Regions from separate parts of the Homo sapiens genome. Here region 1 is linked to region 2. A link is a loop called in an ENCODE intact Hi-C map of the cell type or tissue named here. Cell type or tissue: heart left ventricle. All regions are shown on one strand. Links, peaks and the distances in the headings refer to the core of each region. The heading gives the core; the rest is flanking DNA.

Region 1 (8,007 bases), core at 1,402-5,401, 130 kb before region 2:
AGCATCTCCAAAGCTCCACTGAGAACTTAGGATCCCTTTCTAACCCAGAGTCATGAGAACTAAAAATATCTCAAATAACTCTATTTTGAAACATTGGAATTGAGTCAAGAAGTAATATATTTTGGGACTGCCAAGTGACTCCAACATTATTCATAGGAACTTAAGAGCATTTGGAGAAAGGCTGTGATTTATATCTAAATCACAGTGCTTATGTGATAAGCTAAATAAGGTTCCTCAAACTCTATGGTAAAAGACAAGAATGTTTTACAATTTCCAATAAATTATGGACCAATAGTTTTAGAAATAAAAGTGTTGCAGTGATGTTGACTTGCTAGAAAGGTTTCTATACATACACTTTCACTTTCTCCACAGAGACAGCTAATAGTTTGTAGACTGGCACCAGCCTGTGGGTCACTCTTTGAGCAACCTTGATTCAGAGCACTGAATCTGGAGCCAGACTGTTTGTGTTTGAATGCTGGCTCCATCATTGTTGGCTGGGTGGTCCTTTTTTTTTTTTTTTTCTCATCATTCAACTTGAAAGCTGGGTGGTCTTAAGGGAGCTTTTTGATTCGGTATTCTCATTTGTAAAATGGAGATGATGATAATAACAATGCCTGCTGCACATATTGTGGTGAAGATTAAATGAGTTCATATATGGAAAGTGCTTACAAGAGTGCCTGGCATATAGTAAGTGCATGATAAGCTTAGCTGCTATTATCATTGCCATATCCTAAATCCCAGGACACTTGCAGTTATAGCTATCAGAAATCCAGTTCAAGTTACTTAAACAAAAGGAATTTATTGGTTAGTTGTAACCAGGTGCTCATATGATGCTATCTAAGTCTGAGACTCCTTTTTCTTCTATGTTGGCTCTATTCTTACATGGACTTTCCCTATAGGTGTTGAGGTGGCTGGCAGTGCTCCAGCTTACATCTTACCAGTTCACAACCCAGTGGAATGAGAGTCTCATCTCTTACCTTTCCAAAGTTGTGGTTGTTACTTTCATTGGCTTGGCTTGGTTCTTGTCATGAGCCCACCAAAACCATAACAACTAAAAATTCAGAAGAGGTACTCCTCTTAAGAAAAGTGCAGTGCTGTTACCAGAATAAGAGAGAATGATTTTTTCTTTCAGATGACTGGGGAAACATGTTAGAATCTACTGGCTTTTTGGAATAAATAATGGTTTTGATCAATGATGGAGCTCTTAGGAAAAGATGTCCCAGAAGAAGAGAATACCATTTCTTTCCTGGGAGAAACTTCTAGCCTATGTGGTAGAAGGATGTGGGGGACAACTTAATGAAAACCATGATTTGGGCCTTCTAAAATGTGGTCTTCTTATCAGCAGGATATGGTGCTTTGGAAACTGTCTTAGTCTGTCTTGGATATAGCAGAATACCCAAGAATGGGTAACTTAGAAAGAACAGAAATTTATATTCTTACTATTCTGGAAGCTGGAACATCCAAGATCAAGGTGCCAGCATCTGGTGAGAGCTTTCTTGCTGTGTCCTCTGGAGAGGAGGAATGCCATATCCTCACATGGCAGAAGGAGAAGAGAGAGAGAGAGAGAGAGAGAGCGCAAGAGATAGCACAAGAGAGAGTGCAAGAGAGACCTCTCTCCCTTCATCAAGCCTTTTATAACAGCATTAATCTAAACATGTCCCATTGGGCTTCACCTCCCAACAGTGTTGCCTTGTACATTAAGTTTCCAGTTTCTGACATGTGAATTTCTGAGGGACACATTCAAGCCTAGCAGGTATATTTTTAAAAAATGACTTAATAAAATTAGCCAACATGAACCAGAAGAGCCTAACCTCTTACCAATAAGAAACTTAAGTAGATTAAACGTGGAAAATCTGAGTCCAGTGGCCATAGATGGAACACCTGCAATGTGAGGGAAAAAAAGGCATGGATGTTTTGCTCAAATCAAATGAGAAGGTGAGTGGGTGCCCCTTCCATTGCATCATTTGTTGGGACATTCTGTGCTGAGAACTCTATAGATTCTTTCAATGATGTGATGGAGGAAATGATTGGGGTTGTGAATGTTCTCATTTGTGCCCTTAATGCTTGCCAGGTTGTGAGAGGTTGGGAAGAAATTAGTTGATGTAGGATATGGAAACTTAGTTTATTTCTCTGCAGGCAGATGGCTAGGTCATGGAAACTTGTTGGAAAGATGGGACCCTTTGAGCTGCTTTCTTAGATCAAAGGCTTTTTTGAGTTTAAGGGGCTCTCAGAGACCCAATTTATTGGATCCCAGAGACTCACTGGACTGTACTTCCTTACTGAGGAGTGAAGACATCTAAACACATTCATTCTGAAACTGCAGAGAAAAAAACCCCAAGCCTAAGTGATATGGTTAAAGGAGTATAGGTGTTCACATTCACACCACAGGTAACTGGATACTTCACTGATTTTTAGTGGCTGAGCTGCTCTGAGCTCCCCAGAATCACAAGATTTGAAGAACTGTGTGGGCATTTAATAGAGGCAAAGCCCCTTTTGCAGATCAATTTTGCAAATTTTGATCCATGTGAATCTTACTTTAAATTTTTGTAGCTGTCTATTGGAGTTCTGTTATAACCTCAGAATGATCAAGTATTCATTTTTAAGATACCTTACTTTAAAGAAGAAGTGCTTAATTGAATTCCAATTCTGTTCACTAGGATGAAAAGTATCTTCAGAGTTTTGGAGATGAGTGTGTGAATTTCAAATAATCTAGAAATGCGGCCAAACTTTAGGAAATGTTTGCATCAATCTGGCTTTGTGGTGCAAACTGGCAGTTATGAATTTGAATATTCACTGCTACAATAGCATTAGAAACATGATATTGAGCCAGGCATGATGGCTCATGCCTGTAATCCCAGCACTTTGGTAGGCTGAGACAGGCGGATTGTGTGAGCCCAGGAGTTTGAGTACAGCGTGGGCAACACGGTAAACCCCTATCTCTACAAAAAATAATAATTGAAAAAAATTAGCTGGGGATGGTGGCATGCACCCGTATTCCCAGGTACTTGGGAGGCTGAGGTGGGAGGATCATCTGAGCCTGGGAGTTCGAGGCTGTGATGAGCTGTGATAGCGCCAGTGCACTCCAGCCCGAGTGAAAGAGTGAGACCCCGTCTCAAGCAAAACAAAACAAAAAACTGAAAACAAAAACAAAAACAACCCTGGTATTGAAATTGAGCTAGGCTCACACTGAAAATATTGAGTGATTTTTAAGCATGATTTCAGAACCCGTGCAAATCAAAGTGTGATCCAGAGAATCAGTATCATAGGCATAATTCAGCTTGTCAGAAATGTAGAATCTCAGGCTACCCTCTCTTCCCCTAGACCTACAGATTCAGAACTTGCATTTTAACAAGAGTTCCAAGTAATTCCTGTGCACATTAAAGTTGAGAAACGTTAGTGTATGCTTTTTTTCCCTTTCACCATCAGACACCAGAGATGATGATGAAAATTAGATTTTTCTGTCCTACCTGAGACTTTCATTCTGAGTTCTTCATAATCTCCAGGGGATTCCGCTGAATGGTCTGATTTTACTATTCAAACTAGAATCTCCAGTTAGTCTCTTAAATGGGGATTCTTATTCTTTGATTAAAATCATTAATGAATAGTCCAATATCCCTGTGTGCTTTTTTTTTTTTTATCTAGGCAATATTGATAGAGCTGATTTTATCTTACTGCCAAGATTACATGGTTTCAAATAGTCAACAAGTAATATTTTACTAGTGTTATCAACAGAAACTCATGTGACTCCCCTCTTTCCTACACACACACACATTCATGGATTTCTGACACAATAGTCACCAATGGAAAAAAATTGGGCTGTTTTGGCCACCATGAAACTTCTTTGATCATAGCTATTTAGATACATGTATTATCTTTGCTCCTAGATTCTATGGGAGATAAACACATTTTATTAAGTTACCAATTACTATAGATAACCTGAGAAACAAATTATTAAAGATCTTGTAGAGCACAAGTTCTGGAGACTCAAAGCTGGAAAGGAAGAAATTGCATTGCATGTGTGTGTGTCGGGAACAACTTTGCTGAGATTTGAGATTTGTGCGGAAAAACAGGGAACTGAGCTGGCTACCGGGAAGTACATTTCAGACAGAGGAACCATGAGTACAAACTCAGAAGAGGATAAGCACGGTGACTGTTCCTGGAATAAGAAGCACTCTAGTTTGGCATCTGCACTTATTTAGTTTATATATGCTAAGTACCTATGAGGTTTAAGGCTTAGAAAGTAAGTTAGGCTATAGTTTGGAGAGTAAGATGAGGAGAGGAATCTGGACTTCATTATTTGGGCAATTAGGAACTGGAAGTTTTAGGGAGAAACATGACCATATCTCTGTCTTTGGAAGATTTATCTGGCAAAAGGACTTTGGAGGGATGGGAGGTGTGAATAAATGGAAGAAGAAAAACATGGGGAGATTATAGAGGCAGTGGCAATGGGACTGGAAAAGAGGGAACAGATGGGAGGTCCACCAAGGATTTGAACTGTTATGGTGGTAGTAGGAATAAAAAGAACAGGGAGAAAGTGAAAATTCTAACAGAGATTCAATCTATAGAACTTGATGATCTCTTGGGTCTTTAGGGCTAAGGATTTTGAGATGATACCTCTCACCTTCCCATTCATCCAAATTATCTCTGGATGAATGAGAAAATAGTGACACCATTAAAAGAAACTGTAAAATTTTGGCTGGGTACAGTGACTCACACCTGTAATCTCAGCACTTTGGGAGACAGAGGTGGGAGGATCACTTGAGCCCAGGTGTTTGAGACCAGCCTGGGCAACATAGCAAGACCCTGTCTCTACTACAACTTAAAAAAAAAATTAGCCAGGTGGGGTGGTGCATGCCTGTGGTCCCAGCTTACTCAGGAGGTTGTGGTGGGAGGATTGCTTGAGCCTGGGAGTTCAAGGCTGCAGTGAACTATGACTCCACTACTGTACTCCAGCCTGGGTGACAGAGTGAGACGCTGTCTCTTAAAAAAAAAAGTCAAATCAGGGAAAGACTTTTTTAGTTTGAGGTAATATCATTACTTAGAAAATGATGGGTGGAAATGTTTAGTTGCCAGATAAAAATGTGAGTCTGGAGCCAAGAAGTTACGTACCCAAAATACAATAACCGAAGCCATAGCAGGGGAGGAACTCATCTAAGGAGGAAGTGTTAGGAAATAGAAATGGAACAATGATGAAAGTTAGGGGCCATCTACATTTAGGGGTGAATGGAGGAGAAAGAATCTTCAAGGTAATCAGAGAGAGACCGGAAAGGTGGGAAGAGAATTAGGCACTACTATTTTCTGTTTTGTTTTTTTTTTTTTTTTTTTTTTTTTTTTAGACAGAGTCTTGATGTTTCACCCAGGCTGGAGTGAAGTGGTGTGGTCTTGGCTCACTGCAACCTCCCCCACCTCGGGTTCCAGCGATTCTCCTACCTCTGGCTCCTGAGTAGCTGGGACTACAGGTATGCGCCACCACACCCAACTAATTTTGTATTTTTACTAGAGACGGGGTTTCGCTATGTTGGCCAGGCTGGTCTCGAACTCCTGACCTCAGTTGATCCACCCACCTCGACCTCTCAAAGTGCTGGGATTACAGGTGTGAGACACCGCACCCGGCGGGCACTACTATTTTCAAAAATCAGACAGAACCTTTCCAGATGAAGCAGGTAAGCAACGGTGTTAAACGGTATAGCAAAACAGAAGAATCGAGCATGAGGAAAGGCTGTCAGAGAGAAAAGGCAGGTAAGTGGCTCCCAGTGACCATGAAGGGAAATAGTTTCAGGAGAGCAGTAGGAACTGATGCCAGGACACAAAGCTTCACACAGTAACTAAGTACAGTTATGTGCCGCTTAAGGACGTTTTGGTCAATGACTGCATATATGACAGCGGTCCCTTAAATTATGATGGAGCTGAAAAATTCCTATCCTCTAGTAATGAAGCCAACATAATGTCACAGCGCCATGCATTTCTCATGTGTATGTAGTGATGCTATGTAAACAAACCTACTAGCTGACAGTCATAAAAATTATAGCACATACAATTGTGTATGCTACATAATACTTGATAATGAATGACTGTGTTTCTGGCTTATGTATTTACTGTAGCACAGTTGTTGTCATTATTTGAGAGTGTACTCCTTCTACTTATGCGGAAAAAAAGGGTTTTTGTAGGACAGCCTCAGGCAGGTTCTTTAGGTGGTATTTCAGAAGAAGGCATTGTTATCATAGGAGATGACAGCTCTGTGCATGTTATTGCCCCTGAAGACCTTCCAGTGGGACAAGATGTGGAGGTGGAAGACAGTGATATTGATGATCTTGCCCCTGTGTAGGCCTAGGCTAATGTGTGCGTGTTTGTCTTAATTTTTAACAAAAAAGTTTAAAAAGTAAAAAAAGAAAATAAAAAAATTAAAAAATAGAAAAAAGCTTATAGAATAAGGACATAAAGAAAAAAATTTGTTTGTACAGCTGTACAGTGTGTTTGTGTTTTAAGCTAAGTATTATTACAAAACAGAAAGTTAAAAAATTAAAAAGTGTATAAAGTAAAAATGTTATAGTAAGCAAAGGTTAACTTACTATTGAAAGAAAGTATTTGTTTATAAATTGAGTGTAGCCTAAGTGTGCAGTGTTTATAAAGTCTACAGTGGTGTACAGTCATGTTCTAGGCCTTCATGTTCACTCGCCACTCACTCACTGACTCACCCAGAGCAAATTCCCCTCCTGCAGTTCCATTCCTGGTACGTGCCCTAGACAGATGTGCCATTAAAAAAAATTGTTCTATTGTGTTTTAAATGTACCTTTTCTATATTTAGATACATAATTACTTATCATTGTGTTACAGTTGCCTACAGTATTCAGTACAGTAACATGCTGTACTGGTTTGTAGCCTGGGATCAATAGACTCTACCATATAGACTTGGTGTTTAGTAGGCCATATCATTTAAGTTTGTGTAGGTACATGCTATGATTTTTGCATAATGACAAAATTGCCTAGCAATGCATTTCTCAGAATGTATCCCCATCATTCAGCCATGCAAGACTGCACTTCAGTTGTGAAGGCTAGAAGCAAAGACTCCTCTTTCAAGAAACTGGTGGTGAAAGAAAGCAGAAAGAACGGACAGAAGAAGGAAACTGCAGGAAAGAAGAAATAAAGACCACCAAACTGATCTAAGTTATTATTATTAATTTTAATCAGATGACTACAGTTTATTTTAAGACTGAGACAATGGACCCAAACATAGGAGAAAAACTGATGTAATCATTTTTTGGGGTAATTTATGAGACATACGTCCCTGGAGGCCAGGAGGAATGGGAGAGGATGTAATCAAACACAAGGCTGAGCTGCTTCTCCTTCAGAGATGGACTAGTTTCAGCAACTGCCACTCCCTGCCCTCCAGATGTCCAAGATAGTAAAAGAGAAAAGAAGTGCATCAGATAAAAGTGATGCAGAGGGTTCCACTACAAACCACAGTCCCTCTATGCCGTGTTCCTGAGATTCTTTTTCTCTGTTTACATCCAAAGCCATGAGTAGCATAAAAAACAGTCATTCTCTTCTGAGTTGCATATGCTTTAACAACAACAACAACAACAAAAGACAGGAAGAAAAGCTTCATCCAAGGCAGAAGTTCTGCTTAGACTCTAGTGGGCTCCTCCATTTCTCTCCAGTGTTTTGTCAGCTTGTGTTATAATAGAAACCTGAGCTTGCAGTGGGAAGAGTGGGTTGAATCTGATTTTTGCAAATTGGTAATTATCTTGGGAAAAGTTAACCAAGTTACCTGAGCCTTAGTTCTGTTCATCTGTAAAATTGAGGGTAGTAGTGACCTTGAAAGTGGTCATGAACATTTAATGAGAAGACACATAGAGTATGTGGGACATGCACTTATGCTAGTGGGTCCTCAGTAACTGCTTTTTGAGAGGAGATTCAGTAAATTTCAAGATGGCAGAGTCTGTGTCTTATCCCCTGGGTTTGTGTCCTGGGGTGAGGGGGCTGACATCTTCCTTAATATGTCTGTCT
Region 2 (8,007 bases), core at 1,661-5,660:
TACCCAATGTATCCAGTCAGCCATCTTGAAGCTGAGCCTGCTAAGGATCTTAAAGGGTGCCTCCTGGATGCACCTCTTAAGCACAAAGGCTTTTAGAAAGTATCTTAGAAATGTTTGGAGCCTCAAAGGGAATCTCAGGAGCCTCAAAGGGAACCTGAGTGAGAAGTTATCTCAAAGAGATTTGCAATTGTGGCTTTTGTCTAATGGAATGAACTCCAATAAGATTTATATGAAACTCACAAAGTTTTCCAGAGAGTTACAGTGAAATTATCACTAGCTGGTCCTAAAAAGACAGAAAGTGCAAAACGAAAAGAAGCTTGTTGCTTTAAAGGGAAGAAATCTGAGGGTCTTGGGAGACTGAATGTATTTTGCATGTGGGAGGAATAAAAATAACTTGTGGGCAAAGGGCAGACTCCTGTGGTTTTTAAAAAATGACCCCACGATTTTTTGATACTTTCCCTATGGCCTTATGTCCTCTCCTCTTGAATCTCTGCACTGTGGAATGCATATGAATTGCCCCTGCCAAGCCCTGCTCAAATGGCAGATTTGTAGACAAAATAAATGATTGTTGTCTTAAGCGACTGATATGGTTTGGCTGTGTCCCTACCCAAATCTCATCTTGAACTGTAGCTTCCATAATCCCCACCAGTCATGGGAGGGACCCAGTGGGAGGTAATTGAATTATGGGGGCAGGTTTTTCCCATGCTGTTCTCATGACACTGAATAAGTCTCAGGAGATCTGATGGTTTTATAAAGGGCAGTTCCCCTACACACGCTGTCTTGCGTGCCACCATGTAAGACATGACTTTGCTCCTCCTTTGCCTTCCACCATGATTGTGAAGCCTCCCCACCCATGTGGAACTGTGAGCCCATTAAACCTCTTTTTATTTATAAATTACTCAGTCTCGAATATGTCTTTATTAGCAGCATGAGAACAGACTAATACAGCAACTAAATTTGGGGGTGCTTGGTTATGTAGAAATAGACAACTGAAATGCCCCATTTTATAAATGAGAAAATTGAGACACAGAGAAATTAAATAACTTGTCCAAGGCCACATAGCTAGCAAGTGACAAACTCATGTGCTTCATTGTCTAAGCTTTTACTCTCTATGCTACAGGACTTCTCTTGTGCCAATGCCATCTTCTCCAAATGATCTTCCAATTATTCTTTGCTTTCCTCTGAAGACTGCCTGAGGAGAAAAGTGCACTTCTGCATGTATACATTGACATCCTGGTTTACCTACTATTTGTGAGCCTGAGCTCTGGATCCAGTCTCAGCTTTGGCAAAATTCAGCTTTTGAGCAAGCAAAGCTGAAATCCAGACCTTGGAGCTGGGTGGATCAACTCCATCATCAGCACATGCAAGGCTGCACAGTAAGGCTGGCAGCCAGCACCTTCTCTGGCTCATAGGTTGGTGGAGTCTTCAAACAAAAAATCCTTACTGCTATAATATGTATTCATGTATCTCCTTTCTGTTTCTTGAGGTTTATAATTTGTGTTAGTTTTTTTCTTACATTTTTAGTGTCTTTTTATTCTACCTATTTCATTTTCTAACCTCTTCACTCTCACTCCTGAATCCTAAATTAATCACCTTTATTTTTCTCATTTTCTTCCGGAAGCCTCTTCTCTGGTTTCTCCTTTTAAAGCCTCTGGAGTTCTCTCTACATTCATTTGGCAGATGTTACTGGCTAAGTTATTCATTCATGTTAACTGGCCCAGCTGTGTAGGCCTCTTCTTGTTTTGATGTGAATTGGACCGTTTGAATAAATATGTTTTAATTTTGTCATTAAAGAGATTGTATACAATTTGTTTGAAAAGGATGAAATATGGGTGCCTTGTTCTTTTAAAGTACCTAAATGATTTTTTTGTGCACATAGCTTAGTCTTTTGGATTTATGTGTCAATCAATTGACCTCCTTATCTATATTCATCCATCCATCCATCCATCCATCCATCCATCCATCTTCCACTTATTCTTCTATCATGTCTTTTTGGCTATCTAATCTTACCTTCCCTATCTTTAATTGAAAACAACATTGTGGGAATTTAACCCCCCCGCCTTGCTACAATTCTCTTTCTCATGTGTACTTTCTATGTACATATTTCAAATGTGCTGTTGCTTTCCCTGTAACAGTTAGAACATCATTATGTCCCTCTAATTTTAACACAAATTGCTTGTTTTCATTGTTGTCATTTTTGAGAATAAAACATTTAGTCTTGGCCTGTTAAACAGAATTGCCAAAAAATATTTGTATATCTAGTCTTTTTCTCTGAAATAGGCTTAAAAAAATCTACTTCTGTTGATGAATTGAAGCTCTTCTATTTTCTGGAATTTAAATGATTACAAATGATACCCTGTGAGTTCATCCTGATTTCATTAATAACCAGAGTTCTTACCTCGGTATCTGTCTGGGGAGCTGCTCTCATCAATGCCGAGTGAATCCACACCACAAATCTTCCCCTGAAAGCCTTCCTGCTGTCCTCCCTTCACTGACGTGGCTTAGCTTTTCTTATCTTCTGCTGAAGCCTTAATGGAAGACAAAATCGACAGGCTAGCATGTTCTGCTTGGCTTCTTTTCCTGCCCCCTCCTTCTTTGTTCCTTCTCTTCTTTATCCTGCCTCAGTTGTCAGCTTTATTCAGTCTCTCCTGTTTAGACTTCCCATCTGCTGCTGGCAGTGGGTACTGTCTCGGTTTCTGCGGAAATCAGGAGAAAAAGCAATATTTAGTCCATCTCAACTTTCACAGTTATTTTCTTTCTACTATTAGCTTTGAAGTTCCTACTTTCCTACCCTGAGTGTTGACATCTTTTGTTTGGAGCGTATTTGTACTACAGCTTTCTCTCTCCCCCTCTAAGTTAGCTCATATTAACCACAGCATCCAGTCTCATTAGCTTATCTATTGTAAATTATTTTCAACTCCCTACTCTAAACAAAACGGGAGGCCAGTTCATACTTCCTGACTTATATATGTTACAACCTGTATAATAAACTTACTCTATGCAGATACCCATTTCTAACTCTTTCCAGTGAAGTGGCCTATTTAGGACCATTTAAAACTATATTCGAGTCCTATTCGCTTTGCCTTGAGATGGTTGCAGTCACCTTATTTTTTAGTACATGCAACTGGCTTTCCTTGTTTTCTCTTTCAGAATCTCGGAAGTATATTTTTTTAAAAAGAAAAGTATTTTGAAATTATAACACAAAGCTAACTCCATGTCAAAAATATTTGAATAAAAATTCTATTAGAATAAACATATTTGGATTCTGTAAGACTATAATATATAATAGTTGGATCAAGGAGGGTGAATACATTTTGTGGATGTTATCGTGTGGAAGATTATGTTTTACTTTTTTATTCATGGTAAAATTTTAAGGGGAAATAACAACAAATATTTTTCTTTCCCATTTATTTCTAGTAAAAGTTATGTAGCTTTTTTTGTTCCTGATGGAATTCTATAATGACTAAGTCACTGAAACACTTGCATCTCTCTTAGGAGGGACGTGTGGAATTTTTTCACAAAAGAAAGAGCATGTTGTTATAAATGCTTCATGTAACCAGTTTAATACATCACTGAGTAAGAGACACACAGAAAACAATTCCTCTTATTTGGTCCTGGGAGACTGGGCATATGCCTCAGTGTAAAGGTGGGAGGCTTGTGAGTGCTTATTTCCTGGAAGTTGAGAAGCGTCTTTAGTCTACTGTGTTGACAGCAAAGCCAGGATCAACAGATTGTTTTATTAATTTGTTGTAGGTTGAGTTGCTTTTGCCTCTGGGCATTCCTGTGTTCAACTGGGGCTTTTGCCAAAAAAGCCAGAACGCCCTTAATCTCCTCTTTCCTCATGAAACTCACAGCTTTGGTTCGTCACAGATCTTGCAGATCTTGGCGGTGCTCTCCTACTCCCCAGTTTTGTCTCAGCACCATATGGCTTTTGACAAAGTCAGGCCACAGCTTCAACCTAAACAGCTTAACATTATCGAAAGCCCAGCCCACTGAGGAAATAACAGTTCTCGTTTATTTCTGTAAGTCATCTGGCTGGGAGTGGGAAGAGGGTAGGGAAGTCAGTGTGGTGAGGGATGGGGAACATGTGAAAGATGCAAGGAAAATAGGTGGATGTGGGAGTGGGGAGGGGGCAGTTCTAACAGATAAGATGTAGTGGATTCTGAGCAATATTTTCCAAGTCCAAGAAAAATACATTGCTCATATTCATTTTTTCCCCCTAAGGATAATGAACTTTCACCTGGATTTAAAAAGGAGGAGCCAAAGTCTGGTTTCAATTAACATGTTTTACAATATACGGGGGTGTTTTCCATATTGCTTCCGTAGCTTGCAATGGATGCTTAGGACATAACGATGTCTTACATACTCGGCTGTGGGAATGTGATGTCAGAATCCTCAGGGCTGGGGTGTGGGTGGTGTTGTTTGCCTACACTGAGGTTCTGTGTTCCAGACCTCACCCAACTGCATGCTATTTTTGGCTTGCAACCTCCTACCAGGCAAGCCTGATGAATGTCTAACTTCAAGGGAAAAAGAGAAGAGCAAAATGTAAGGAGCTGAATATTTCCCCCCGCCCACATCAAATTTCACTCCACCCTGTAAGACCTGGAGAACCAGAAGCAAGTTTCAAACCTTTCCACTAAGATCCACAGCAAACTGTGACTCCTGAATGAAGATGATTCTAATGGTGGCAAGAAACCAAGAAGGCCAGATGCTTCATTTTCTGGTCTTCTAAGAAAAGACAAATGATGTATCCATCCAGTGTATAATTTCATGAACTAGCAGAACACTTGGCCTTGTGTAAACACTCGGTTCCAAAACCCAGAAGCAAAGAAACCCAGTAGAGAAAACCAGCTTTATTTTTTAAATCCTCTGATGAATTTGAGGTTGGGAAAGGAAAACACACCATAAGAATGACTACTATTGTTCTGGATCATGATTTATCTTCAGTCAGCTTGTGAAAATTAACTAGGCTACTTTCCTGAAGAGCTGAGGAGTGGATCTGAGTTATATAAGCTGCTCATCTAACAGCATAGAAACTGATACACAAAGGAGTTAGCTTTCTTGAGTTCACCTTTAAAAGCTCAGACCTCAAGAAATCTGCACGTCATTCAGCTCAGGCCATGCCTTCTCCCTGCTGGGAAACCTGCTGTGGTTCACTTCCCTCTTGGACTTGGTTGGCCAGACGGTATCTAGCCCTAACCCAGTTTTCTAATCGTACTTCCCACTTTTAACTTTTTCTTTGCTCTCCAAGTTCTTTATATCTAGGCCCCATTGGTTTACTTGCTCTTCTCCCAAGATACCAGGGATTCTTTGGATGCTGAATATTGCTCATATTTTCCTTCTGGAGTTGGAATGTCCTACCCGCCTATCTCAAATATGTGGACACTGACCTTCCCTTTAGGAACCAGATCAAATGTCATGATATCCACAGAGCTTACTCTAGTTAGCCTATTTAGTCTAATGTATAGCACAATGGGTAAGGGAACAGCCTTGGGTTAGCTAGGCCCAGGTTAAGGTTGTTTTTCCTTTCCTGATTATATGACCCTGGCAAGGTACTTGAGCTCTGAGTTTTTCAGCCCCTCCTCTGTAAAAAGAATGATGAATGTAGAACCAATAAATAGGATTAATAAAATTGGGATCAACTCAACAAATATTATTTCATGAATTTAAATTTCAGGGATAAAAAGAAATTTCAAATCATCAAAGAAGATATTTATACATCTATATCTATTAATATCTATCTAAGTATATATTTTGGCCTATTCCAGAGAAAAAATGCTAGACCCAGTAAAATAGTTTGTATCAAGTTCATTCTTCCATTTGTTTGTATATTGATTTAACAACCATTTGTTGGATAGCAAATGTATGCCACGTATATGTTAACATGTATAGTTTATTCTTTCTTAAGGTTTAGTTTGGCAAAGAGTGCCAAATTATGAAAGACCTGGGCCCATGGCTCACATCTGTAATCTCAGCACTTTGAGAGTCTGAGGTGGGATAATTGCTTGAGGCCAGGAGTTCGAGATCAGCCTGGTCAACATAGCTAGACTCCTGTCTCTACAAAAAATAAAATTAGCTGAGTGCAGTGGCATGAGCCTGTAGTCCCAGTTATTCAGGAGGTTAAGGCACAAGGATAACTTAGGTCCAGGAGTTTGAGGTTGCAGTGAGCTGTGATTGTACCATGCACCCCACAGCCTGGGAAACAAGAGTAAAGCCCTGTCTCAAAAGAAAAAATTATGTAAGAGAAGTGTAGGATGTTTAGGAATAACAAAAGGGTGAGCTGAACTATCTTGGGTTCAGGTTTTGGAATTAGCCTCCCCTTGGGCCTTTCTGCTTCTGGTTTTATCCCTTTTATTTATTTATTAATAATAATAATAATAATAATTATTATTATTATTATTTTGAGACAGGGTCTCACTCTGTCAACCAGGATGGAGTGCAGTGGTGCGACCATGGCTCACTGCAGCTTTGACTTCCCAGGCTCAAGCAATCCTCTCATCTCATCCTCCTGAGTAGCTGGGACTACAGGTATGCCTCACCATGCCTGGCTAATTCTTTTAGTTTGTTGTAAAGATGGGGTCTCGCCGTGTTGACCAGGCTAATCTCAAACTCCTGGGCTCAAGTGTTCCTTTCACCTTGACCTCCCAAAGTGCTGGGATTACAGGCGTGAGCCATCACACCCGAACATCTCTTTTATTATTATTATTATTTTAGAATTACATCAAAACCAGAGTGATTATTCTCAATCTACTTATGACAGTTCTCTCCTTCAAATTCTTCCATGATTCCCTGATACTTGTGCAAAGCTGTCTTTGAATGAGACATGACACAGATGTCTCTTCTGGTCTTCTCAGTCAAGTCATCTTTTCTGTTTTTCTCCTCTGGCAAACCCCTCTGGAGAGAATAAATGTCTGCTCTTGGGGGTCTGGAGGTGTAGCTCTAAGCATACCACTGTAAGTTCTAGATTTCATTGAAATCCCTTACAAAGTTATCCAAATGTTGCAACCGTGCCACAGTATCTGAGTTTATTATACAAACGTTGCAATCCACACCACAGTATCTGAGTTTATTTTAATAGAAAAATAAGAGTGTATATTGTCATGCCTGTTGTTAAGTAAACTGTGCTTCTAAGGCTGGAAGAACCTTTTGACATATTTTCTTCCAAGGCTCCAGGTTGAGAGAAGGGAAGGCTTTACAGGATAAAGTTTAAACTCATAAGCATGAGATATGAAAGGTTTCATGCCTTGATCTCTGCTGATACTTCCCAGCATCTTCTGTCTCTTCTTCCCTTCCTCTCATTACCAACCTAAGTACAGCCTGCCTGACTTAGTTGTATGCTGCCCTGCCTTGCTCCTCTTCAAGGTTTCTCGTTGATTATTATGCTGCCTTGAATGTCCTTCGTCTCCTTGACAAATTCCAACTAACCCTACAAGACTCAGACTCCCAGAGGAGAGACTATTTTAGCTTTGCCCAGCATCCTTGGGTAGAGTTAAAAACTTCCTTCTTCATGATCCTATTGCTCACTGCTTTATGTCTATGGTATCACACTTTTATCTTTGATGTAGCCACCTTCTCTATTGAATAGGAAGCCTTTGGAAGCCAGGGACTCTTCATGTCCCGAGTTTCTAGTCTGTGACTGAATACAAAGGAGTAATTCTAACAGCTGGCATTTTGAGCCCTTAGGTTCCAGACACTGTTTTATGTAAGTTATTAGTAAGTAAATTAAATAAATATATCGTCTAATTGTCACAGAAATCTTCTAATATATTATGCCCATTTTATACATGAGAAAACTGAGGCACAGAGAGGTTAAGTAACTTGTGTAAGGTCACATAATAAGAGCTGAAGCCAGGATTTGAACCCATGAAATCTGACTCCAGCGACCATCCCCTTAAAAATATACTCTACTGTATGCAATAATTATTTGATGAATGAATGAGAACAAGTTATACAACTTGTGATTCACTCTAGAAATATCAAGTGGACTATTTTCACCCAGAAATAGAG

What was found. Hi-C counts contacts between places; a loop is a spot of excess contacts. Peaks named below come from ENCODE experiments on the same cell type or tissue, not always from the same donor. Only the 100,000 strongest peaks of a DNase experiment are listed, where the experiment ranks them.
Region 1: it touches region 2 in a loop (2.0-fold over the local background); 2 of 110 quality-filtered maps call a loop at or near these places.

The regions. Positions count from the first base shown.
Region 1 is chr14:58,731,698-58,739,704 of GRCh38, forward strand. No RefSeq gene overlaps it. Among named protein-coding and RNA genes, the nearest start is that of LINC01500, 93 kb to the right of the region's middle. In heart left ventricle, for the core only: no CTCF peak of the experiment used is centred there; no DNase peak of the experiment used is centred there.
Region 2 is chr14:58,861,264-58,869,270 of GRCh38, forward strand. All of the region lies in intron 1 of LINC01500 (long intergenic non-protein coding RNA 1500), which reads left to right. Among named protein-coding and RNA genes, the nearest start is that of LINC01500, 37 kb to the left of the region's middle. In heart left ventricle, for the core only: no CTCF peak of the experiment used is centred there; no DNase peak of the experiment used is centred there; H3K27ac peaks cover 3,134 bases.